2 separate regions of the Homo sapiens genome follow, and region 1 is linked to region 2. Evidence: chromatin loops called from intact Hi-C (ENCODE). Cell type or tissue: heart right ventricle. All regions are shown on one strand. Each heading gives the region's core, and the rest is flanking DNA. Links, peaks and the distances in the headings are about the cores only. Region 1 overlaps MYH10 (myosin heavy chain 10). Region 2 has its middle 12 kb from the start of RNF222.

Evidence for each region. Peaks named below come from ENCODE experiments on the same cell type or tissue, not always from the same donor. Only the 100,000 strongest peaks of a DNase experiment are listed, where the experiment ranks them.
Region 1: a loop joins it to region 2, with 2.5 times the contacts of the local background. A loop is called at or near these places in 16 of 110 quality-filtered maps.

The regions. Positions count from the first base shown.
Region 1 is chr17:8,484,587-8,496,976 of GRCh38, reverse strand. MYH10 (myosin heavy chain 10) reads left to right here. Exons shown (of 43, transcript NM_001256012.3): 31 at 1,736-1,840; 32 at 3,092-3,244; 33 at 3,953-4,201; 34 at 4,468-4,680; 35 at 6,425-6,637; 36 at 9,383-9,544. It overlaps LOC107987245 (a long non-coding RNA gene), which reads right to left. Exons shown (of 2, transcript XR_001752780.3): 2 at 10,614-12,390. Among named protein-coding and RNA genes, the nearest start is that of NDEL1, 55 kb to the right of the region's middle. RefSeq lists a silencer at 8,252-8,546 and an enhancer at 9,108-9,608. In heart right ventricle, for the core only: a CTCF peak has its summit at 7,798; DNase peaks (open chromatin) are centred at 6,526 and 7,826; H3K27ac peaks cover 2,724 bases.
Region 2 is chr17:8,403,697-8,416,086 of GRCh38, reverse strand. It overlaps a transcript of NDEL1 not described here. Among named protein-coding and RNA genes, the nearest start is that of RNF222, 12 kb to the right of the region's middle. RefSeq lists an enhancer at 5,502-5,796. In heart right ventricle, for the core only: a CTCF peak has its summit at 5,638 (motif pointing left); DNase peaks (open chromatin) are centred at 3,026 and 5,636.

The DNA.
Region 1 (12,390 bases), core at 2,987-10,986, 80 kb before region 2:
GACTCGGCCCCCAGGGTTTTTATTAGGGGCTGGTTACATAGGCACCTCTTGCCTAGCATAAACCCAAATTGCAGACTCCCAGAAGAAACGTAGGTGTTCAACATAGACCATATTGTTTACATGGACAGTTTAGAGAAAAGCCACCCTTATTGTTCAGGAAATAGTGGGAACTCTTGCTAAATTCAAGTTCCCACACACCAGCCAAAGGTCAACATCGCAAGCAGGCCTTTCGAAGGAGGGTGGTCCCGGCCTGCTGTGTTAACGTGTAGGTACTGAAATATTGTGTGCGTGCTCTCACACACAATCTGGAAAGCTATTCCTAAAAGAGAAAATCTCTGAAACAGCATTATGAACTCTGCCTACGGCGGGGAAGGGAGGGGAGTGACAGTTCCTTGTCCCCTGTGCTGCACCAGGCATGTGCTAGGCTCCCATGTACGTTGTTCCCCATTTAAACCTCAGTCAACCCCTCTGGTAGGTGAGGAACCTGAGGCTCAAAGAAGCTAAGGCTCTTGCCCGCTCTGGTGACTTACCTGGCAACTTCTAGAGCTGGTGCTGAAGGCAGGAGTCCCTCTTGACTTTGGAGCCCTTCCCCACCACACTGTTCCCAAGACTGATGAAGTGTGAGCTCTGTGAAGGATGTTGCTAAACAGAGTGACCATGGAAGCGTTACAGCATGTGCTCTGCTGTGGCTGTGCCACCGTCCACTCTCCCTTGGCCGGTGTGACGAGGACTAGCGAGAACGCACGGCGCCCTGCTGCCCCTCTGCGTCCCTCTGCGTCTTCCCAGCACCCACTGTCGTCAAAAATTATAAAGCATCTTATACCACAAAGATTTGTTTGGAAAATATTTTAGAAATATCATTAATTGCGAAGAAAAAAATATTATTAATTAAATCTGACCATAAGAAATAGCTTAAATATTCATGATGAACATATAATACCAGTTTTTTGAAACCTAAAAGAACTTCCAGCCGGGTGTGGTGGCTCACATCTGTCATCCCAGCACTTTGGGAGGCCGGGGCAGGCAGATCAGGAGGTCAGGAGTTCGAGACCAGCCTGGCCAACATGGTGAAACCCCGTCTCTACTAAAGATACAAAAAATTAGACGGGCGCGGTAGCAAGCGCCTGTAATCCCAGCCACTCGGGAGGCTGAGGCAGGAGAATCGCTTGAACCCAGGAGGCAAAGGTTGCAGTGAGCCCAGATTGCACCACTGCACTCCAGCCAGGGCGACAGGGTGAGACTATCTCAAAAAAAAAAAAAACTTTCTTGTACCCCTTTTATAGAAGCTTCAAGTTCTATAAGAATGTGAATTATACTTTCCTCCCAAAACATATGGTTAACGCATATTCGTGTGAAGGACCAAAATCAAGCACCTGCTGGCCTTCAGCCTCCCCACAGAGGATACAGTCACTCTTTCAGAGGCTTTGCTTTAATTTTTGTATCTTCATGATAAAAATAGAAGAAGGTAGGAAACCAGTTAGGAGACCCCCCGCCCCCTGTCCTTTTCATGGGTAGAGACTATTAAGGTGGCCAGGGAGGCAGGTTCTAGTACCTACTTATTTGAGCTCCGTTTGAAGGCAACAGACTCTTGGTGGTGAGTCTTCCTTAACTGAATGGGTAGTTTCAGGTTCACACTCCCGCCGAGTTCTTCTCTGTGTTCTGTTTAAAAGCTGTGTTTCTAGACCCTTTCTGCTTGCTTACTATTGAGTTGAATTTAATCTTCTGCTCCTTACAGAATGAGCTAGATAATGTCTCCACCCTTCTGGAAGAAGCAGAGAAGAAGGGTATTAAATTTGCTAAGGATGCAGCTAGTCTTGAGTCTCAACTACAGGATACACAGGTATTCCCTGGGGAGCAAGGGGTCTTTATAATAACTAACATTTCTGTAATATATAAGCTGGTGAAATATGCTGGCCCCAGAATTGCCTTCTGTGTCACCTCTTACTAGTTTTATGTCATACTTTTATTTGGAGCCAGCCTTGCTACTCGGGATTTCTCCCTGGAAGCTCAGTGTCTTGATGTAGAGCCCCTGGGGTTCGTGTGTCTGGCAGGCACGTGGGTGGCCTCGGAGACAGCTCCAGCTGCCATTCACGGCCGCTGCCTGGGCTGTGGTTGACCCAAGCTATGGTCCTGCTGCACACAATGTCTTGCTGGCCATTTCCAATAAGATTGTTTCCTTATGGTTGGAATTTCATCGTGCTGACCTGTGAGAAACAGTCCATTTTGTAAAAGGGTGAGTTGAGGCTTATCAGACTGTTAAGACCTGTATTGCATCATCCGTTAGGGATGTTTTTAAGTCAGCTACAGGTTACTTGAAAATAATGTAGCACTTTATTCTTGGAGTTTTACAGCTTAGTTTTGTTAAATTTACAAACACTTATGAGTGTTTATTTGCCAGGCTTTAGGCTAGGTGCTGGGGATTAAAAAAAAAAATCTCAGACAGGCCAAAAGTGGAATAATTAGGCAGTTGGGGACAAGTTCATTTTTACCAAAGCACACCCCATGCATGACAAGGTGCGGCCTGGTGAGTGAGACTAGAGGAGGCCGAAGCCATGGCCCAGAAATTCTGCTCCACACAACCAATGCCTCTGAAGACTTTGCAGTCTGAAAGTAACAGGAAAAACATGTTTGTGCTTACATTTTAGAAGTCAATCTGGCAGGAAATACAAAGGACGATAACTGAGGGATGCCTAAGACGGGAGAGGTGATCCTAGTTCGAAGGGCTGAGGGCCTGAACTAAGACGGGGCAGGGGGTGGAGAGGAAGGGATTCCAGGCGTGACTGAGGAGAGGCGGGGTGTGGTGGGGGACGCAGGAGGGGAGGCCTCGGGGATGCCTGGAGGCTCCAGCCTGGGCCCCTGGGTGGATGGCGCCGCCATTCGTTTTTCAGAGATGAGTCTGAAGCAGTGTTGGTGTGAAGAGCTTTTACAAAGTTATCGTGTGTGTTTTTAAATCATCTGTGTTTGTTAATGTCACTGGGCGTTCTCATGCATTGAGGCTGTCTCTTTTGTACGACATGAATTCTTTAATACAGGTGTATTTGTTTTGGTGATAAATGTAATGGAAGTGTTGCCCTTTAAAAAAAAAACACAGGAGCTTCTTCAGGAGGAGACACGCCAGAAACTAAACCTGAGCAGTCGGATCCGGCAGCTGGAAGAGGAGAAGAACAGTCTTCAGGAGCAGCAGGAGGAGGAGGAGGAGGCCAGGAAGAACCTGGAGAAGCAAGTGCTGGCCCTGCAGTCCCAGGTGTGCGTCCTCTTTAGGAGGCCGCGGTGGCCTCGATGTGTGCCTTCAGCAGATCCTGGCCCTGCTGTGCTGGGCTGTCTCAGCTCCATTTGGGACAGTTAATTAGGTCGTACTAAATTAAGCCCATTAAATGGTTTTTCTTGACCCAGCCACATGCTGGTTATAATGCTGGAAGCCCTTAAAATAAGGACCTAGGACTGTGTCAACGATGTAAGATTTCAATCCAGTCATCATTTTATGGACTATTAGCTAAGAAATTAAGTGACAGTCTAAGACTCATTTGTTTTAAAATCACAGTATTGATTTTTCTTCTCTCAAAATATTAAAAACAAAAGGTTTTTTTTTTCTTCAAAGGCAAAAACCAATTGAGTTCTTTTTTTTTTTTCCTTGAGATAGAGTCTCACTTTGTCGCCCAGGCTGGAGTGCAGTGGCGTGATCTCAGCTCACTGCAGCCTCCACCTCCTGGGCTCAAGTGATCCTCCCACCTGAGCCTCCCCAGTAGCCGAGACTACAGACAGGCGATTTTTGTATTTTTAGTAGAGATGAGGTTTCACTATGTTGGCCTGGCTGGTCTCAAACTCCTGACCTCAAGTGATCCTGCCGCCTCGGCCTCCCAAAGTGCTGGGATTACAGGCGTGAGCCACCATGCCTGGCCCCAATTGAGTACATTAATACTGAGCTTTCTGTTTGTCCGTACACAAAACCTAGTTGGCTGATACCAAGAAGAAAGTAGATGACGACCTGGGAACAATTGAAAGTCTGGAAGAAGCCAAGAAGAAGCTTCTGAAGGACGCGGAGGCCCTGAGCCAGCGCCTGGAGGAGAAGGCACTGGCGTATGACAAACTGGAGAAGACCAAGAACCGCCTGCAGCAGGAGCTGGACGACCTCACGGTGGACCTGGACCACCAGCGCCAGGTCGCCTCCAACTTGGAGAAGAAGCAGAAGAAGTTTGACCAGGTGGGTCGGCCACGTGTCGTTTCCTCCTGGCAGAGCTCTTGCTTTTGTTCGTTTGGTTTAAAATAATCTTATTTAAAGGCATTTAAATGTGATACATGTTTATATCAAAATTGGAAAAAGGGAAAGCAAAAAAAAAAAAAAAAAGGAAATACAAGAACACCATAATCTAGTGGCAGCACTCTAGCGATAAATCAGCCACATGGTGGAAGAGAAAAGTTGATGTCACTGTTTCGGTTTTTCGTATTCCCCCATCCCCTTCTGCACAGCTGTTAGCAGAAGAGAAGAGCATCTCTGCTCGCTATGCCGAAGAGCGGGACCGGGCCGAAGCCGAGGCCAGAGAGAAAGAAACCAAAGCCCTGTCACTGGCCCGGGCCCTCGAGGAAGCCCTGGAGGCCAAGGAGGAGTTTGAGAGGCAGAACAAGCAGCTCCGAGCAGACATGGAAGACCTCATGAGCTCCAAAGATGATGTGGGAAAAAACGTAAGTCGCCTGGTGGGCTCCACACTTCCGCACGGGAGAGTATCCCAGGGGCCTGGGCCTTCACACAGGAGCGGGCGACTCCTCAGGGGAGCCTGAAGGACCTGGGAATGCACAGCCCAGCAGCAAAGCCATCTAGGAGTGTTTTGGCCTGTGCATGCGTACGGGGTTCAGGTCTTCTGGGACTGCTGTGAGGTTTTCTGCAGTCTTCCCCCAGCACTGGCTGGAGGTGAACATGTTTCTTCTTGTCCTTTCACTGCCCTCCCTGCTCCAGCCTGCATCCTGGCAGGAGGGCCTTTCAACAAAAGGTTTCATGGTTCTGCCGTCACAGGTAGTTATCAAACATGAGGTGAGTGGGGACCTGGAGAGGAGGAGGAGGGAATGGCAGCTCCCTCTGACCTGGTTCTTCCCAGGGAGGCCCCACTGTTTTCTTTGAGAGCTTCAGTAGCTTTGGGGGCTTATCCACAGCTTGGAAGCTTCTGTGGCACAGTTTTTCTTTCCATTGCATACATCTTCCACAAGAGCTGCCATGATATTTATTTACCCTACGTCTCTCCCTTAGTGTATGACGTGTTGAAGATAGCAAAACAAACCCAGGCCTGGTATCAAAGGCAAGGTTCCCTGGCTCCTCCACAGGCTTCCATTCTGACCATGGGAAGCCACTTAAGCTTTTGAAGCCTAAGTTTCCTTATCTGCCAGATGGACATTATACTTGCCCAATTTCATGAAGTTACTGCATCTGCTTTGAAAAGCACACAAAGTCCTCTAAAAAGGCAGGATCTCATTTTCATGTGCTATGGGCCATCTGGCCACATCATAAGTCAGCGAAGGTGGTCCCACCTTTCTGCTGGGTCTCCTACAACTTGGCGCCCAGGGACTAGCCCCATGGACAAAAAGAGGCCACTGAAAGTAGAAGTGGCCATGGTTACACAGTGAAATGTGGAGAGAGAACTCTACAGTTGATTTCATGTTCGTTTTCTGTAGCATCAACACTCACATGTTGATCCCACAAACAGGTCTTTTGTGCCTACTGAGCACCAGACACTGTAGAAATGGACCTTCCTCCTGTCCTAGGATTCCCCGCGCCTGTCCCCGTGAGAACTGCAGTGGTCCTGGACCCCAGAGGGGGTGCACAGCAGCACCAAGGCCTCCCTCCAAAGGCTGCTGTGAGGGTCAAAGGGCACAGGAGGTGGAGCTCTCAGCACAGTGCTTGGCGCAGAGAATGAGGGAAATGGTGCTGGGGGCATCTTTGTCCAGAGAAAGATCAAGGCCTGTGTACTGTGCCCTGCTTCTTAGGCCCAAGCCACCCTAATAATCAGCAGTTTCCACATGTGCTTTTCAATACGAATGATCTTCTCTACAGCAAGAAGAGATGTACTGTTGTACTTGTTCCTCACAGACAGCAGGCAAGGAGTCAGTCAACAGACAGGTTCCCTGACATGGCTGTTTCCTTTGTTCTTTGGCTCACTGAAGAGCTCTCAGCTTAAAGGTCATCAGAGGAGGATGACCAGAGAACACGTGGGAATAAAGACATCCGCACTGTAGTTCTGAACTGCATACACTGAAATGGAGAATAGCAGCAGCTTTCAGGGGAGAGGGAAGGATGTGTATGCATGTGGCAGGGGGCCGGCCCAGGGGGACCAAAGTGGCCAGCATGCCACGAGTGGGCCTGTAAAACAGTAAGACTGCTGTTCTTCATATGTGCCTCCACCCCGGTCAACTCTTTCCTGATGCTTCGGTGGTTTAGGTTCACGAACTTGAAAAATCCAAACGGGCCCTAGAGCAGCAGGTGGAGGAAATGAGGACCCAGCTGGAGGAGCTGGAAGACGAACTCCAGGCCACGGAAGATGCCAAGCTTCGTCTGGAGGTCAACATGCAGGCCATGAAGGCGCAGTTCGAGAGAGACCTGCAAACCAGGGATGAGCAGAATGAAGAGAAGAAGCGGCTGCTGATCAAACAGGTAGGGCAGAGGGTGCGGCCTCCACAACAAGGGGTGCAGGCTCTCAAAGCCCAGCTCTGGGTCAGTATCCTGTTCATTCGTGTTAGAACACATCTGAGTAAACACAGAGTAACACATAGAGTAAAATGAATTTATTTGGTCATTTGAGAATTTTATTATTTAAATTTTATTGTAATTAGTTTAGGTCTTACTATTTCTCAGTATCATTCCTGCCTACAAGCCAGACACTTATCAGTCAGAAAGCCCTCAGTGGACTCCCAAAGGAATCCGTGGTTAGGTTCAAGTTCCTTGTCTTAGAACATGGGTATAGGAAAGAATTGATGCATCCCAGACACGGTGATTCGGCAGATGTCTGTGGTTCAGATTCCAAGTCCTAATAATTAGATCACTCTTCAAAAGGAAAAAGAGCAGATATTTAAATTTGTCCTTTTATAAAGTTGCTATCCATGTATAAGTTGTATACTTTTCTGAATGTATATTAGACACTTTTCTGCATATATGTTAAATTTCTAGTCTAAAACTTTACTTTAAAAATGAATTGTGGGTATTTTGCCAGTCCCTTCCAGTTCATGGCAGTAAGTTTTGGATTTGGGGTGTGTGTGTGTGTGTGTGTGTGTGTGTGTGTGTGTGTTTTTTCAGACGGAGTCTCGCTCTGTCACCCAGGCTGGAGTGCAGTGGCACGATCTTGGCTCACTGCAACCTCTGCCTCCCAGATTGAAGTGATTCTCCTGTCTCAGCCTCCCAAGTAGCTGGGACCACAGACACACACCACCATGCCCAGCTAATTTTTGTATTTTTAGTAGAGACGGGATTTGATCGTGTTGGCCAGGCTGGTCTCAAACTCCTGGACTCAGGTGATCTGCCCGCCTTGGCCTCCCAAAGTGCTGGGATTACAGGCATGAGCCACCATGCCCGGCCAGATTTGGAATTACTGAATTTTGCTTTATTTTGTTATTTTCACTCCACTAATTATTGATCATTTATTGCTGGATAAGAAATTACCCCAAACTTAACAAATTATTGCAAACTGTGACAACATTTTTGTCACAGTTTCTGTGGGTGAGGAATTGGGAAGCAGTTGAGTCAGTGGTTCTGGTACAGTAAGGACCTCGGCCCTGGCTGCATAATTCGAAGGCCTGACCAGGGCTGGAGGAGCGTGCCAAACTGACTCACACACATGGTGTCAGCAGGAGGCCTCAGCAGCTCACCACATGGGCCTCCTGACTGTCCTGGAGGGAGCTTCAGGAGAGTGAGAGATCCAAAAGAAAGCAAGCAAGGAGGAAGCTTCCGGGCCTTTTATGACCTCATCTCCCAAGTCTCATGTGATCACTTGTTTATTCTGTTTATTAGAAGCAAGTCACTAAGTCTGGCCCACATTCAAGAGGAGATTATGCTCCAACTCTTTAAGGTGGGGAGTATTAAAGAATTTGTAGAAATTTTTTTAAACCACACTTTGAAATTCATGTAAGTGGCTCTACATTAGGAGCCTTCTGCTATCCTGTGCCTTGAGGTACAGCCCCAGGTCTCTGCAGAACACAGCAAGCAGATGACGAGCACCTCTGCCCTATGCGGAAGCAGCTGCCCTGCTCCTCCTCTCCCATGCCAACCCCTGCAGAGCAGCAGCAGCGGTGGCCTTGTTTCTCCCCTTTGGAGAGGACCAGTGGAGCCACCACTCCGTCAAGCCTTGGTGCCTCCATACCAGCTCCCACACCAGCCATCATCCTCTTTGCAGGAAGCGGAAGGTTGTGAAGGCAGGGACCTTTCTTTGCTCGCTGAGCCTCCAGCTGCTACTGCACTACATAGGGTGCAGGTATTTATTAAGGTATTTATGACCTATACCTTAATAAATACATGACGAAACATTCATTTATGGCTGAATAAGTGGAAGAAGCAGGACAGGTTGGGAAGACCATGTCAAGGCAATGACACACAGTCCCTGTGGACTCATGGGCTGATAAGGTTTGGAGCTCAACAGCTCTGTGTCTGGTCCTCATCATTGGTGACAGAGGCGTTAGGATTTGGTTTAAGGACTCCAGAGCACCTTCTTCTGAGCATCCCTCACACAGTGTGAGCACAGTTCCCTATCCCCACTGCACACTAGGAGGCTGAGTGAAGAGTGCCACAGAGTGAGTGAGTGGCTGACAGGTGTGTCCACCTCGGTTTCCAGCCCACATCTTACTCATCCTCACTCTCCCATCTGCCTGCTCCAGAGCAGGCCTTCATTTTGTCCCTCCTCCATTGGACAGCTTTGACTGCTCCCCCCTTTCCTGCTGATCAAAGGCAGTTTCTGCCTGGTTCTGACACCCCTGCAACATGGCCATGCCCCATGTCCTCACAGCTCTAGGAAACAGGAATGCCTGCTTAGTCCTCTGTACCTCTTAGCAACCACCCCATGCCCGCTCTGTGCCTACCCCAGCCTTTATTACATGGTTACCGTATTGTCTTGGGTTTTTCCATCTTGGCTTCATCTACACCGAGCTCAGGTCACTGGCTGCCTTCTCGCATGCCCTCGTAGCAGTCAGTGGGATGGTTTGTACTAGGTGGTGGTGTTTAAAGACCCCTTTGAACAAAATTCAGCTACTGTGGTTTTCTGTTGATAGTAACTGTTTGGTAACAGAGACCTCTACAGAGTAACAGAAGTTTCCACTCACCCGAGTAACCAGAGCCCCCCACTTGAGAACAGTCTGCCTGTTCTGCGAGCAGATACTTGGATGTAACCCAGCATAACCCGATGTTGTCCATTAGGTGCGGGAGCTCGAGGCGGAGCTGGAGGATGAGAGGAAACAGCGGGCGCTTGCTGTAGCTTCAAAGAAAAAGATGGAGATAGACCTGAAGGACCTCGAAGCCCAAATCGAGGCTGCGAACAAAGCTCGGGATGAGGTGATTAAGCAGCTCCGCAAGCTCCAGGTATGTGCCTTCACCCATGGAGTCTCTGGATGGCACCACGTGACCTATGTGGCTTTTACACAGAGTCCAGCAGTGAAGCTGGGGGGCACAGCACCGCTGTCAGCGTGGCCGGGGGTGGGGCAGCAGGCCATAAAGAGAGTGCTTGTGTGTCCGCTGTGTCCACAGGAGATACTTGAATGCACTTAGCAACACAGTTGGGGTGGAGGCATCATGCTGGCCTCCTGTGGCCCTGAGAGCCTGTGGCGATGCTTAAAACCCACCCTTCCTCACCTCGAGAGGAGGGTCATGTTGACCCAGCCCCTTAGTGCTGTAGCTTTTGTGATCTTTTTGGTCTGTTTTAATCGTCACTTTTTCTACCCAGATGATGTGCCAGTTTTCATTACCACAATGACAAGAAGTGATCTCTGCAAGAGTTCATGGTGTGAGCAGGCAGGCAGGGGGCCCTCACCTATAGGATGGATGGGAGCAACTTCTCAGGGGAACTGGTCCGTTAATGATGAAAACTTTTCCTTTGACCTTGTTGATACATCTTGAAAATTTAACAAAATATAAAGAAGAAATTTTTATGTACAAAGATCTTTAGCAGAAGTTTTGTTATTTATGATAGCAAAAATGGAAACCCCCTAAATGTCAATGGACTGCTAACCATCTAAGTGATGGGGTGTGTGGGGAATGATGGCCAGACTTAAATGAATAAAGGAAAATATGGTGTAGGACGGTTTGACTTGTAACTCTACACATGTGTGTGTATACATTTTCACATACAGACATGTAGGCAGACATACTATACCTAGAAAAAAGTTTGGAGGGAAAGTCATCTCTGGGTAATAGGTTGGTAGGAACTTGTTTCCATTTTTTTTTTTTTTTTTTTTTTTTTTTTTTTTTTTTTGAAGCTAAATATAAAGATTTTTTTTTTGTTTTTTTTCCCAGAGATAGAGTCTCAGTCTGCTACCCAGGGTGAAGTATGGTGGTGCAGTCATGGCTCACTGCAGCCTGGGCTCAAGATTTTTATTAGCTAATTATAAAAGTTATTAAGCTAATTAATTACAAAGAATATAAACTATAATACTGTGATTTTATTTAACAGCTTTATTGAAATATAGTTCACATACCACACAATTCGCCAGTTTAGTGTTTTCAGTGTTTTTTAGTTATTCATAGGCTTATTCAGCCATCACCACTATCATATTTGGGGCATTTTGGTCCCTCCCAAAAGAATCCTCCACCCATTAGCTGTCACTCCCCATTCCCTGTATCCCTGCTGCATCCTGCGTTAATCAACTACTAATCTTTCAGTCTCTATAAATTTGCCTTTGTTCCATATTTCATATCAGTGGAATCATACAATATGTGGCCTTTTGTGACTGGTTTTCCACTTAGCATGATGTTTTCAAAGTTCATCCATGTAGCCACATGAACAAGTACCGCACTCCTTTTTATTACTGAGTAACACTCTACTGTGTGGATACATCTACCACATTTTACTCGTCTATCCCCCAGTTGGACATTTGGGTTGCTTCCATTTTTTTGACTTCTGAATAATGCCTCTATGAACATTCATATGCATTTGTGTGGACATGTGCTTTCAGTTTTCTCAGAAATATACCTAGGAGTGGAATTGAGCTGGGTTATATGGTACCTCTGTGTTTAACTTTGAGGAACTGCCAAACTGTTTCCCACAGTCACTGCAGTTTTACGTTCCTACCAGCTATGTATGAGGGTTCCAATTTCTCCACATCTTGTCAACATTTGTTATTGTCCATCTTTTGATTGTAACCATCTTAGTGGGTGTGAAGTGACATTTCATTGTGGCTTTTATTTTTATTTCTCTAATGACTAATGAGGTTAAACAGCTGAGCTCTCTTTTAATTATTGAGTTGAAACAATTCTGTATTCTGGATATAAATTCTTTGAGTAAATGATTTCCACACCTGCCTTAGCTTAATTTCTGCCACCAAAAAAAAAAAAAAAAAAAGCCAGCTTGGGTTTTGATAGTTTATTGTGTTGATGTGTAAATCAATTTGGAGAGTATTGCTATTTTAACAATATTAAGTCTTCTGGTCTACAAACATGGATAATCTTTCCATTTATTTAGATCTTTTTTATTTTTTTCAGTGACGTTTTGTAGTTCTTGGTATACAAGTCTTTCACTTTTTTTCTTTATACCTAAGTTTATATTCTTTTGATGGTATTATAAATGTAATTGCTTTATTTTGAATGTTCATAGTTGGTGTATAGAAATATAATTGATGTTTGTATGTTGATCTTGTATCCCGCAATCTTGCTAAACTCATCAATTAGTTCTTGTGGGCTTTCTTTTCTTTTACTGTCCATATTACCAGCAGTTCTAATTCTTTCAGTGTCTTCCTTAAGATTTTCTATATACAATATCAGATCATCTGCAAATTGAACTAGTTTTACTTCTTCCTTTCCAATCTGGATATCTTTTATTTCTTTATCTTGCCTAATTAATTACCCTGGCTAGAATCTCTATTGCATTGTTAAGTAGAAGTGGCAAGATCAGACATCCTTGTCTTGTTGCTCATCTTTTAGAGGGAAAGCATTTGGTCATTGATCCTTAAGTATGATATTGGCTGTCAGTTTTTCATTGATGCCCTTAATCAGAGTTGAAGAAATTTCCTTCTGTTCATAGCTTGTTGAGCATTTTTATATTGAAAGGGTATTAGATTTTGTCAAGTGCTTCTTCAGCATTTATTGTGATGATCATATGGTTACATTAATTCATTTTTGGTTGTCAAACCAACCTTGCATTCCTCAGATAGATCCTGCTTGGTCATGGTGTATAATCCTTTTTACATGTTGCCAGATTCAGTTTGCTACTATTC
Region 2 (12,390 bases), core at 1,867-9,866:
TTAATGCCACTGAACTGTACGCTTAAAAATGATTAAAATGGGCCAGGCGCGGTGGCTCATGCCTGTAATCCCAGCACTTTGGGAGGCGGAGACGGGTGGATCACGAGGTCAGGTGTTCAAGACCAGCCTGGCCATCATGGTGAAACCCCATCTCTACTAAAAATACAAAAAAGTAGCCGGACATGGTGGCAGGCGCCTGTAATCCCGGCTACTCAGGAGGCTGAGGCAGGAGAATCGCTTGAACCTGGGAGACAGAGGTTGCAGTGAACTGAGATCGCGCCATCACACTCCAGCCTGGGCAACAGTGCGAGACTCCATCTATTTACCACAATAAAAAATGTAAAATGGGCAAGGCACATTAAAAATGGAAAATAGGTGTCTCACGCCTGTAATCCCAGCGCTGGGAGACCGAGGCAAGAGCCCAGGAGTTCCAGAACAGCCTAGGCAACATGGTGAAGCCCTGTCTCTACAAAAAATACAAAAATCAGCCAAGTATGGCAGCACGTGCCTGTAGTCCCAGCTACTCAGGAGGCTGAGCTAAGAGAATCACCCGAGCCCAGGGAGGTCGAGGCTGCAGTGAGCTGTGATTGCGCCACTGCACTCCAGCCTGGGCAACAGAGTGAGACCCTATCTCTAAATAAATAAATAAATAAATAAATGTTAAAACTATAAAGTGGCAAAAAAAAGTATACATATAAATTAAAAAGTGGCAAAACCTCGTCTCTAAAAAAATGCAAAAAATTAGCCAAGTATGATGGCAGACACCTGTGGCCCCAGCTACTTGGCAGGCTGAGGTGGGAGGATGGCTTAAGCCCGGGAATTCAAGACTGTAGTAAGCTGTGATCGCACCACTGCACTCCAGCCTGGGCAACAGAGCAAGATCCCATCTCAAAAAAGAAAGAAAGAGAGAAAGAGAGAGGGAGAGAGGGAGACAGAGAGACAGAAAGAGAGAAGAGGCAGGAGGGAGGGAGGGAGGGAGGGAGGAAGAAAGGAAGGTGGTATCCAAAAGAGAGAGGATTCACACAAGAAAGAGAAAAGGGAACTCCTAAGATGACAACATTCAGCAGTCCTGGGGAGAAACCAATCCAAGAGGGAGCAGTAGGATGAGGCACCAGGCAGATGTCTCTGAGGAATAAGAGAAAGAGACTGAGAGATAATCTAATAGATAATAGAGACTGAGAGATAATCTAATGTGTTGATCATATTGCCAGGAATTTTATAGGTCTGTTAGAGAGGAATCAGTGATATGTATCTAAAAACTAAGCAAATGAAGGTACAGTGGCTCAAGCCTGTAATCCCAGCTACTCAGGAGGCTGAGGTGGGAGGATCTCTTGAGGCCAGTGTTTCACACCAGGCTGGGCAACATAGCAAGACCCGGCCTCAAATAAATAAATAAGATGGTATGACACTTTTTTTTTTTGAGATGGAGTCTCGCTCTGTCGTCCAGGCTAGAGTGCAGTGGCGCGATCTCAGCTCACTGCCAGCTCCGCCTCCCAAGTTCACACCATTCTCCTGCCTCAGCCTCCCGGGTAGCTGGGACTACAGGTGCCCAACACCACGCCCGGCTAATTTTTTGTATTTTTAGTAGAGACGGGGTTTCACCATGTTAGCCAGGATGGTCTCGATATCCTGACCTCATGATCCGCCAGCCTTGGCCTCCCAAAGTGCTGGGATTACAGGCGTGAGCCACCGCGCCCGGCCATGGTACGACATTTCTTAAGGGAATCTGGACAAATGAATGAAAACTAAATATATGTACAACCTTTCACCTAGCAATCCAACATCTAAGGATTTATTCTAAGGAAATAATAGTATGCAAAGATGTACATTCAGTGATGTTTACTGTGGCACTGTTTATTATTATAGAAATAAATTGGAAACACCCTAAACACCCACCAATAGGAGACTGGTTTAATAAATCATGGTACAGCCACACAATGGAATACTACATAGCTGTTAAAAAGGACAAGGTAGATAATTATGAATTAACAAGAGATGACACTCAAGAGATACTATTAAGTGAAAAAAAGGTTGAAAGACAGTAAGTAGAATTTGACATAAAAATATTCATTTAAAAGTCTAGATGTCTATATGCCAAAATATTAATCTTTAGAGATAGAATTATGCAAACACTTTCAATGTCTCTGTACTGATTAAATTTTTATCAGATATTATATTATCAGGAAAAATCATCTAGTTCCATTTACAAAATGAAATAAAAGTAACCCCAAACCCTGAAGAATACAATCATACAGTTTACAAAACACCTTCACAATCATCATTCTGCTTAAGTTTACAAACATCCAAAAAAATAGAGATGTCTTACATTTTGTAGATGAGAAAACACGTTCAGAGGGAAGCAAATGGCCCATGAGCAGTGAAGTCAAGGTCCCAGGACATGATCGCAAGCCCCTAACTTGGTCAGCTCAGCATGGCTTCAGTGCATCTCACTGACTGTCTCTGTTGGCTCCAGATAAACCTGTCAGAACCCTATGAACTCCCTCTGCAACCCAGAAAAATGCTATGTGGGCAGTTCAGGAAATAGGAAACCAAATCAAGGTGATCAGAATATCAGGGGGAAGATGTGCGCAAATGATATGGTTTCAGGAAACCACCAAAGCCGTCTCTTTATGTCACCCAACCCTCATGCCACAGGGACATAACCAACTTTCCAAATGGACCTCAGCCTTTGACAATCCGCCTGCCTCATGGGCACAGAGGGTCCTCAGACATCAGGAGCCCCCCATTCTGGCATCTCTCAGGCAAACCCTCATGTGGCCCAGACCTTCTCCAATCAGCTCTTTCCTCCCAATGTACCTGGTCCTGTGTCTCAGGCCTCAGCTGATCAGATCCACGGCAGCATACGGGGCCCACGCTGAACTTGCTGACACAAAGTAGAAGTCAATAGGAAGAGTGAGAATCACCGTCCGACCAAAGATACGCAAGGATGGGAAATGGATTAGAGCCAGGAAGGCTGGGGCCTGCTGCCCTGAAGTGAGGCAACCCTGCCCGCCTCATCACTCAGCTGGGGTTGAGCAAGACTTCAGTGCTTCGGGAAGGAAAGAAGAAATTCAAGTTCTCAGCCAGGCCTTCAGCCTTCCCATCTCCCCTGCATGTGTAGTTTGGAAGCCACTGGTCTTCCAGACAGATGTCCTGTTCTCTCCTCCACTTTCCTGCCTTCATCCCCGTATTTGGAGGGTAAAGGCATGGGGAAGAGCTGTCACTACTTAAGGTGGGGAGACAGTGAATGCCAGTGTTGTTTGTCTCTCCACAAGGGCCAAGCACATAACATGGTACACAAGAGAATGAACTTGTCCCATAGCCTCCACCTGCCACTTGTAGCTGTGAGAACTTGAAACCGGGCACGGTGGCTGACACCTGTAATCCCAGCACTTTGGGAGGCCGAGGCGAGTGGATCACCTAAGGTCAGGAGTTCAAGAACAGCCTGGCCAACATGGTGAAATCCTGTCTCTACTAAAAATACAAAAATTAGCCAGGCATGGTGGCACACACCTGTAATCCCACGTACTCGGGAGGCTGAGGCAGGAGAATCACTTGAACCCGGGAGGCGGAGGTTGCAGTGAGCCAAGATTGTGCCACTGCACTCCAGCTTGGGCGACAGAGCAAGACTCCATCTCAACAAAAAAAGAACTTGAGCAAGTTGCTTTGCTCTCTGAGTCTCATTTGCCTCATCTATAAACGGAAACAATGCTGGTACTGACCTCATAGTATTTTGTAGGGCTTAAATGAGATAACGTGCGTAATTGGCTCCACCCAAGTCCAATTAGTCCCTTTAGCTGTTAGTGGTTGTCCCCTTCCAGCCCTATCAGATCTGACTCACTCCTTATGGCTTTATTAGGTCAGACACCCTGGTCTAAAGAGTCCCCTGAACACTCTTGCCTCTGCAGTGGCTGTAGGTCTCATGCATCAATTAGTCTTACGATCTAGAAGAAGCACCATTGTTAAGAAGGGCTAGGAGACCCTTCACTAATCATTCTTTTCCTTTTCCCGGGGTGATGTCTTTTCTCCCCAGGGTCAGCCGTGAAGGTAGGGGCTGTGTGGATTTGTCTCTGTATCCCCAGGGGCACTCATCAGAGCCCTGGAGGTTAAGTCCATAAATATTTGTGGATCTTAGAGGTTCATAGAAACATCACCCCTATTTAAAGCATGTGGGTAAACTTAGGGACCTGGGCTGAGGAATCCATAGCAGTGGGACTGAGGCTTTTACAGGATGTGGCAAAGCCATGCACGCAGGCAGGATCAGGGTGACACTTGGCTCCTCTTAGCTCCTCTCGCAAGTTCCTAAAGCTCCTAAAGATGTGAAATAGGGGCGTGTGTGGAAAGCCGCTGCTTGATCTGCCTGGAAATCCTGCCCACCTCCATCTCCAGAAGGAAGGCTGCTTCCTGCTTAGCCTCAGCACACTTAAATCCCCCTCAAAAGCAGCTCTTGGGTTTGCCACCTGCTAATCAAGGCACCTGACCTCTTCCTGGCTCTCTGTCCTCACCTCCTGACACCCTTCTTCTCAGATGATGGATATCCTGACAACTGAGATGGCATCCTCTTCACCCAAGCTGGAGTGCAGTGGTGCGATCTTGGCCCACTGCAACCTCCACCTCCCGGCTTCAAGCAATTCTCTGCCTCAGCCTCCTGAGTAGCTGGGATTACAGGCGCCCACCACCATACCTGGCTAGTTTATATATTTTTAGTAGAGACGGGGTTTCACCATTTTGGCCAGGCTGGTCTTGAACTCCTCACCTCATGATCCACCCGCCTCAGCCTCCCAAAGTGCTGGGATTACAGGCGCGAGCCAATGCACCCAACCCAAGATGGCGCCTTCTTAAGGATTGACCCCCACCACTTGCTTCCTCCAATTTACCACCCTGCCAGGGTAACCTGCCTGACTCCATACTGCTTTAGGGTGCCCCAAGCCTTGTTGAGGTTTACTATGTGCTAGCCACTGTGCAAGTGTTTTATGTACAATATCCTGCTTTAATTCTCAAGTAACTTTCTAAGGTAGAGGCTATTACTATTCCCATTTTACAGATGAGGAAACTGAGACCCAAAGAAGTCATGCAACTTGCCCAAGGTCATGCCGTGAGTGGGCTCACACTCTAACTTGTATTTCAGACATTTCTGTGAAATTGTGTTCACTCTGGTAAACCCTTTGAGAGAAGAGCCTGGATTTGCTTCTCTCTCACCTCCCATATTGCATAGAGATGGAACTTTACACAGCATGTTCTAACAAATTTTAGAACTACTGGGCATGAGTCATCACCAGGGAGCTTGTTAGAAATGCAGAATCTCAGGCCCCACCCCAGTTCTACTGAATCAGAATTTGCATTTTCACAAGAGAAGCAGGTGAGGGTTTGCTCATCAAAGTTCGAGACCATACTGTTCGAAACTGAATTGAATGGATGGTGCTCTACAGAGACACCCACAAGCCAAACAAGCATAGGAAAACAAAGCAAAAATACCTACAGGGCTCCTGATCTTGGGAACTGCACTTCCGGAGGAAGCACAGCGCAAAAAGTTAGGGCTGAGAGGTTCCCCATGCCTCACTCAGTTTCCACTTCCCGGTGCTCCAGCAAGATCTTGGCTGGGAGTCTGGATAGCAACGAGACATCTTTAGAGCGCCACCTGCTGGCCGTGATTAGGTATGTATCGCTCATTTCGGCTCCAGGCATTCCCTCTCAAAGCTGCAGCTCAAGGTCTGAGCCTTCTGTAACGGATCCCTTGGTTCTTTATTTCTGCCCCTTCAACACTCACCATTCACTATTCCTGTCGCTGGTTCAGATAACTCGTTACTCTCTAAATGGCAATGATGCAGCACCCCCATGTTTGCTTAGCCCCTTGACCTTCTCAATTGAGTTCAGCTCATTAGGCATTTGTTGAGCTCCTACTGGGTGCAAAGCATTACGACTTCAACAGAACAGCCTTCTCACGAGCGTCAAAGCAAGTGGTCAGTAAATAAACCAGGCTCTTAGTGTTCTGACTCAGGGTAAAACCACAAAGATTTAATACTGGTCCCTATAAGAAAGCGTTTGCAACATTCACATGGACATTCTTTTTTTTTTTTTGAGACAGAGTCTCGCTCTGTCACCCGGACTAGAGTACAGTGGCGTGATCTCGGCTCACTGCAACCTCCACCTCCCGGGTTCAAGCGATTCTCCTGCCTCAGCCTCCTGAGTAGCTGGGATTACAGGAGCGTGCCACCACACCCAGCTAATTTTTGTATTTTTAGTAGAGACGGGGTTTCACCATGTTGGTCAGGCTGGTCTCGAACTCCTGACCTCATGACCTCATTTAGGAAGGCACAACCTTCCTAAAAGGCAAATTTACAATATTTATCACAAGGCCTTAAAACAATATTATCCTTTGAGTTATCGATTCCATTGCTAGTAATTTATTTTAAGGAAATACCACCAATATATTGCAGTAAAAACACTTACTGCAGACTTTTTTTTTTTTTTTTTGAGATGGAGTTTCACCCTTGTTGCCCAAGCTGGAGTGCAATGGCGCCATCTCAGCGCACCGCAACCCCCACCTCCCGGGTTCAAGCGATTCTCCTGCCTCAGTCTCCCTAGTAGCTGGGATTACAGGTGGATGCCATGATGCCCAGGTAATTTTTGTATTTTTAGTAGAGACAGGGTTTCACCATGATGGTCAAGGCTGGTTTCGAACTCCTGACTTCAGGTGATCCGCCCACCTCGGCCTCCCAAAGTGCTGGGATTACAGGCATGAGCCACTGCGCCCGGCCAACAATTTTTATAATAGGGAAAAATTGGAAACAACCTAAATATGAATCAACATGAGATTAATTAAGCAAATTACTACATCTATTTAAAAAGAGGATCTAAAAGAATGTTTATTGGGATTAAAAGTTAACAATTGAAAAAAAAAAAAAGGTCCCAAAAGCATTCATACAATGTGACCTCATTTATCTTAAAAATAATTATATATCATATGTATAAATACAACTATACATTTTAACATAATTATATATTATATGGCTATATATATATATGCACGCTGGAATAAACACCAAAATATTAATGGTAGTTTTCTGTAGAAGTGGTGTACAGCTTGTATTGTGTGTGTGTGTGTGTGTGTGTGTGTGTGTGCGTGTGTGTTTATGTGTGTGTTAAAATTTTCCACATTTTTTTTCAATAGTAGTGCTATTTTTATCATCCGAAAATAAGATTGTTCTTACTCTGAACTCTGTCCCTGACCCGGGCCTTACCTGTCTCAAGAATTGAGGCCTCCTAGCTGTCCGGGAGGATTTAAGCCCTGGGATGAACACTGCCAACTCAGAAAATCCTCCAAGGCGGCCAGCTCACGTCAAGCACTGTTTCTCCAAATGCTGCCGTGTCCCTGAGAACAAACCTCTCCACTGTCTTGGTGGCTTCCCTCCCCCGCCTGTCCTGAAGCATCTCTGCCCCGGGAGTGGGTCACTTGACAACAGTGAGAGGGAATCCGTGAGGTGGGTGCCAGGAGTGCAGCCCCGCGCTGCCCCGGCTGGCACAAGCTTGGGCCATGACTCAGCCCCTTTCTGCTCACCTGGTGTCCCGCCCTGCTGTCTCCACTTCCTCCCCAGCCCGCACCCTCGGGTCACCGTCCTTCCTTGCTAGTTTCATCCTGTTGAAAGAGTCCAAGCTACTTTTCTCTGAATTCTTTTGTTTGATCCACTTCAGTGGTTTCCCATCGAAAGGGCTCTCGGGTCAAGCATTTCACCCGGGCCTTGGGCTCAGCCACGGAAAGTTCTAGAGTCGCCTGTTTCTAGCTCTGGGATCCCAAGTTTCTGTCCCCTGCGTGGGCGCCAGCTCTCACCCACTCGTGCCAGAGTCCGCATGAGTGGCACTTCAGATGGTACACAAGTGAACCTTTTTATACTTAGAAGTTTGCATTAATTAATTAAAGTTTGTACCGTTTCATGAATTAATTGAGACAGAGTCTTGCTGTGTCGCCAGGCTGGAGTGCAGTGGCTCAATCTCCGCTCACTGCAACCTCCACCTCCCAGGTTCAAGAGATTCTCCTGCCTCAGCCTCCCGAGTAGCTGGGACTACAGGCACGCACCACCACGCCCGGCTAATTTTTTGTATTTTAGTAGAGACGGGGTTTCACCATGTTGGCCAGGATGGTCTCAATTTCCTGACCTCGTGATCCACCCACCTCGGCCTCCCAAAGTGCTGGGATTACAGGCGTGAGCTACCGTGCCCGGCCCCTAATTATATTTTTAAGGTACAGACACTTATATTTGAGGCTGTTAAAGGTATGAATGCTTATGTTTAAGGGTTGTGTTTTGTTTCGTATTTTTTCCCAGGCTGGACTGCAGTGGCGCGATCTCTGCAACCTCTGCCTCCCAGGTTCAAAAGAAATTCTCATGGCTCAGCCTCCCGAGTATCCGGGATTACAGATCCGCTCCACCACACCTGGCTAATTTTTGTATTTTAGTAGAGATGGTGTTTCACTATGGTGCCCAGGCTGGTCTCTAACTCCTGAGCTCAAGCGATCCACTCACCTCCGCCTCCCAAAGAGCCAGGATTACGAGTGTGAGCCACGGTGCCAGGCCAGGCCATGTTTAAGATATTTTTAAGAAATGGATGTTTTTGCTGGGTGCCGCGGCTCATGCCTGTAATCCCAGCACTGTGGGAGGCTGAGGCGGGCAGATCACTTGAGGTCAGGAGTTCGAGACCAGTCTAGCCAACATGGTAAAACTCCATCTCTACCAAAAAATACAAAAGTATTAGCTGGCCGTGGTGGCAGGTGCCTGTAATCCCAGCTACTTGGGAGGCTGAGGCAGGAGAATTGCTTGAACTTCGGGGGCGGAGGTTGCAGTGCGCCGAGATTGCGCCACTGCACTGCACCCCAGCCTGGGTGACAGAGTGAGACTCTGTCTCAAAAAAACAAAAAAAAGAATGGAAAGTAGAATGACTGTGTTGCTCAAACACCCCCTTCACCTCACTACTGGCCCAACACACATGAGTTAGGCTTGAGAAGGCAGCTTTTTTTTACTTAAACATTTATTGGGCTCTAATAATACTGGGTCTTTGTGCCAGAGCCTACAGAGATGTGTGAAATAGGATCTCCCTTCATCGAGGTATTAAAAGATATAGAGGAAGGCCAAGGGCGGTGGCGCACATCTGCGGCGGGAGGAGGGTCAAGGGTCATGTACACACACACTAAAAACATAAAAATTAGCCAGGCGTGGTGGCACATGCCTATAATCCCAGCCTCATGCTGAGCACTTTGGGAGGCCGAGGCAGGCAGATCACTTGAGGTCAGGAGTTCGAGACCAGCCTGGCCAACATGATGAAACCCTGTCTCTACTAAAAACACAAAAATTAGCCAGGTGTGGTGGCGCATGCCTATAATCCCAGCCACTCGGGAGGCTAAAGCAGGGAGAATTGCTTGAACCCAGAAGGTGGAGGTTGCAGTGAGCTGAGATGGTGCCACTGCACTCCAGCCTGGGCAACAGAGCGAAAACCTGTTTCAAAAAAAAAAAAAAAAAAGATGTAGAGGAGATGCCAGGAGAGATGTAATGAGGTAGAAAGGCATTCCAGCCAGGAAACAACCCCCAAAAAAAAGCATGAAAAAAAGATCACAGAGGCCCACAAGCCCAGGGCCTTCAAGGGACCTGAGCTGGAAGCCAGAGCTGTGGCCATGCTGTGTAGCAAAAGATAGCCCAGCAGAGGGGCTGGCTGGAGCAAGTCTCCAGAGAGCAGTGAGGGCTTCATGGGCTCCCTGAGTATGGGCTGTGCCTCAGGGCAATGGGGAGCCGAGGAAGTCTTCAGAGGGAGGGGATGGGATGGGGTGAGACCTGTGGCCACTGCATATTGTTGGGCTGGGGAGCTTGGGAACCAAAGCAGGTGAATTGGGAACGAAAATCAGTTCCTATTCTGCCTGCCAAGCCATGTGCCCTGACACAGCCAGAGAAGAAAGAGGGCCTTTTTCCAATTAACTTCCTAGAGGGAGGCGCCTCTATGTGTTCTGTTCAGAGGTCCAAGGTGTCCCCGGTTCTACCAGCAGTCCTGGGCTATGTAATAATGGGGCAGAGCCCAGGAGGGTGAAACAACAGGGAAGCTTGGGGCAAAGCAAACACTTGAGCTGGCTGGAGCAAGCCAGGCCAGAGCCGACAGCTGCAAATGGGTGGGGAGACCCTCAGGGCTGCACCAACCCAGGGTAATCCCCTGGTCTCACTGTGGAGACTGCAGCCTCACCCGGGACGCCCCAGCGGCATCCTGTGGGGCCACTGAAGCAGCAGATCTCGTCCCCTGGCCTCTGTGTAGGCTTCCCTAGGGACACGGCCATACTTTACTCCATACTTGTGGGGTCCTTTGCCCTCTCTGGTGAGGCCTTCCCATCTGCCCACAGTCACCAGATCAAGCAGGATGCTGAGAAGTGGAGGCGCGGTGGGAGGAGGGTCAAGGGTCATGTGCACACACACACTCATGGCTGGGAGGTGCCCCCACCTCCTGCCCTTGTGCACCGCCTCACTGTCTTCATGCTGAGCACACGTAGGGCAGCCAGCTTGCCTCGCCCTGCCTCCCTTGCATGAGCCCATCCTCATCTGGAGCCAGGACTGGAGCTGGCCCCACCTGGCCAACTATGTGCACTCAGGGCAACAGGGCTGTCTTCAAACAGCACACAACCTTCAGTGTCCCCTATCCGGGCCCTGGTCGGTAATCTAGGCCTGCCCACAACAGCATGGCAAAGATCATTGCCAGGTGTCTTTTCATGGACGGCAGTGATGTAAACAGACCAAGAGTCTCTGCCCTGCCAAAGGTTGGCCTTAACTGTAAACTCGCATTCTCACTCTATCCCATCCCCTTCCCCACCTCTCTTCTCTCCACTGCTTCTGGGTCGGGCCTGCAGTTCCTGGCCCCATGTTTGCTCCCCAGCCTCCAACCCCTCTGCCTTAGATATTCAGGGTGACTCACACTTACTCTTATTAAAATGTCAGCCCTGGCATAAGGTTCCAAATGGCATGAGTGACCCCATCCCATCAGGGTTGCCCCTGCCTGCTGTATCCACTCTGTCCCCACAGGGAGTGGCAGGAAGGTAGTGCAGAGAGCTGCGGAATGCCCCTGCGCCTGGACACCCAGTGTCCCTCCGGGGGAGCAGGAAAGTCAGGAGCTTCATGGATCCCACTTCCCTGGAGATGCTGTGCAGGGAAAGCTGGGGACAGTGAAGATGGTGGGGACAGAGAGCAGGTTACTCTAGAGGCTCCTGGGGGCCCTTTGGGCCTCCATCTGAGCTGAGCCACCTCAACTTCCAGTCCTCCTCCCCTAGCCTGGAGGAAGGAATACCTCTCCAAGCTACCCAGGACCCCAGTGATCTCTGGGGGCAGAGGTTCCCACACAGGCTGCTCCTTAACATCACCTGGGGAAGCTACTGAAAACTCAGATTCAACAACTGTATATGCACCTAAGGGAGAAAGCTCCAAGCTGTGCTGTCCAGTAAAACAAGCAAGATGCACCAGCATGCGTGTGGTGCACACCTTTAGATTAAAAACGGGGAAGGGCTGGGTACGGTGGCTAACAGCCACCTGTAATCCTGTAATCCCAGCACTTTGGGAGGCCAAGGCAGGTGGGTCACTTAAGGTCAGGAGTTCGAGACCAGCCTGACCAACCTGGTGAAACCCTGTCTCTACTAAAACTACAAAAATGAGCCAGGCGTGATGGCGGGCACCTGTAATCCCAGCTACTTGGGAAGCTGAGGCAGGAGAATTGCTTGAACCCGGGAGGCAGAGGTTGCGGTGAGCTGGGACCACGCCACTGCACTCCAGCCTGGGCAACAGAATGAGACTTCATCTCAAAAACAAAACAACAACAACAAAAAAAAAAAAAAAACACGGGGGGAAGGAGGGGCATATTGACTCATGTCTATAATCATAGTATTTTGGGAGGCTGAGGCGGGAGGATTTCTTGAGCCCAGGAGGTCAAGACCAGCCTGGGCAACACAACGACACCTTGTATCTACAGAAAATTAAAAAATTATCCAGGTGTGGTGGCGTGCCTGTGGTCCCAGCTACTCAGGAGGCTGAGGTGGGAGGATCACTTGAGCATGGAAAGTCGAGATTGCAGTGAGCTGCGATTGTAACACTGCACTCCAGCCTGGGCGACAGAGTGAGACCCTATCTCTCAAAGGAAAAAAAAAAACAGGGAATACAAATCCCTATTTGTATTTGTTTGTGTACATATAAATATAAATAATATGCACAAAACTAACTGCTAATAACAGCAGTTACCTTTTTTATTGTGGTAAAATACATATAACAAAATTTACCATCTTAACCTTTTTTTTTTTTTTTTTTTTGAGACGAATCTTGCTCTGTCGCCCAGACTGGAGTGCAGAGGTGTGATCTCAGCTCACTGCAACCTCTGCCTCCC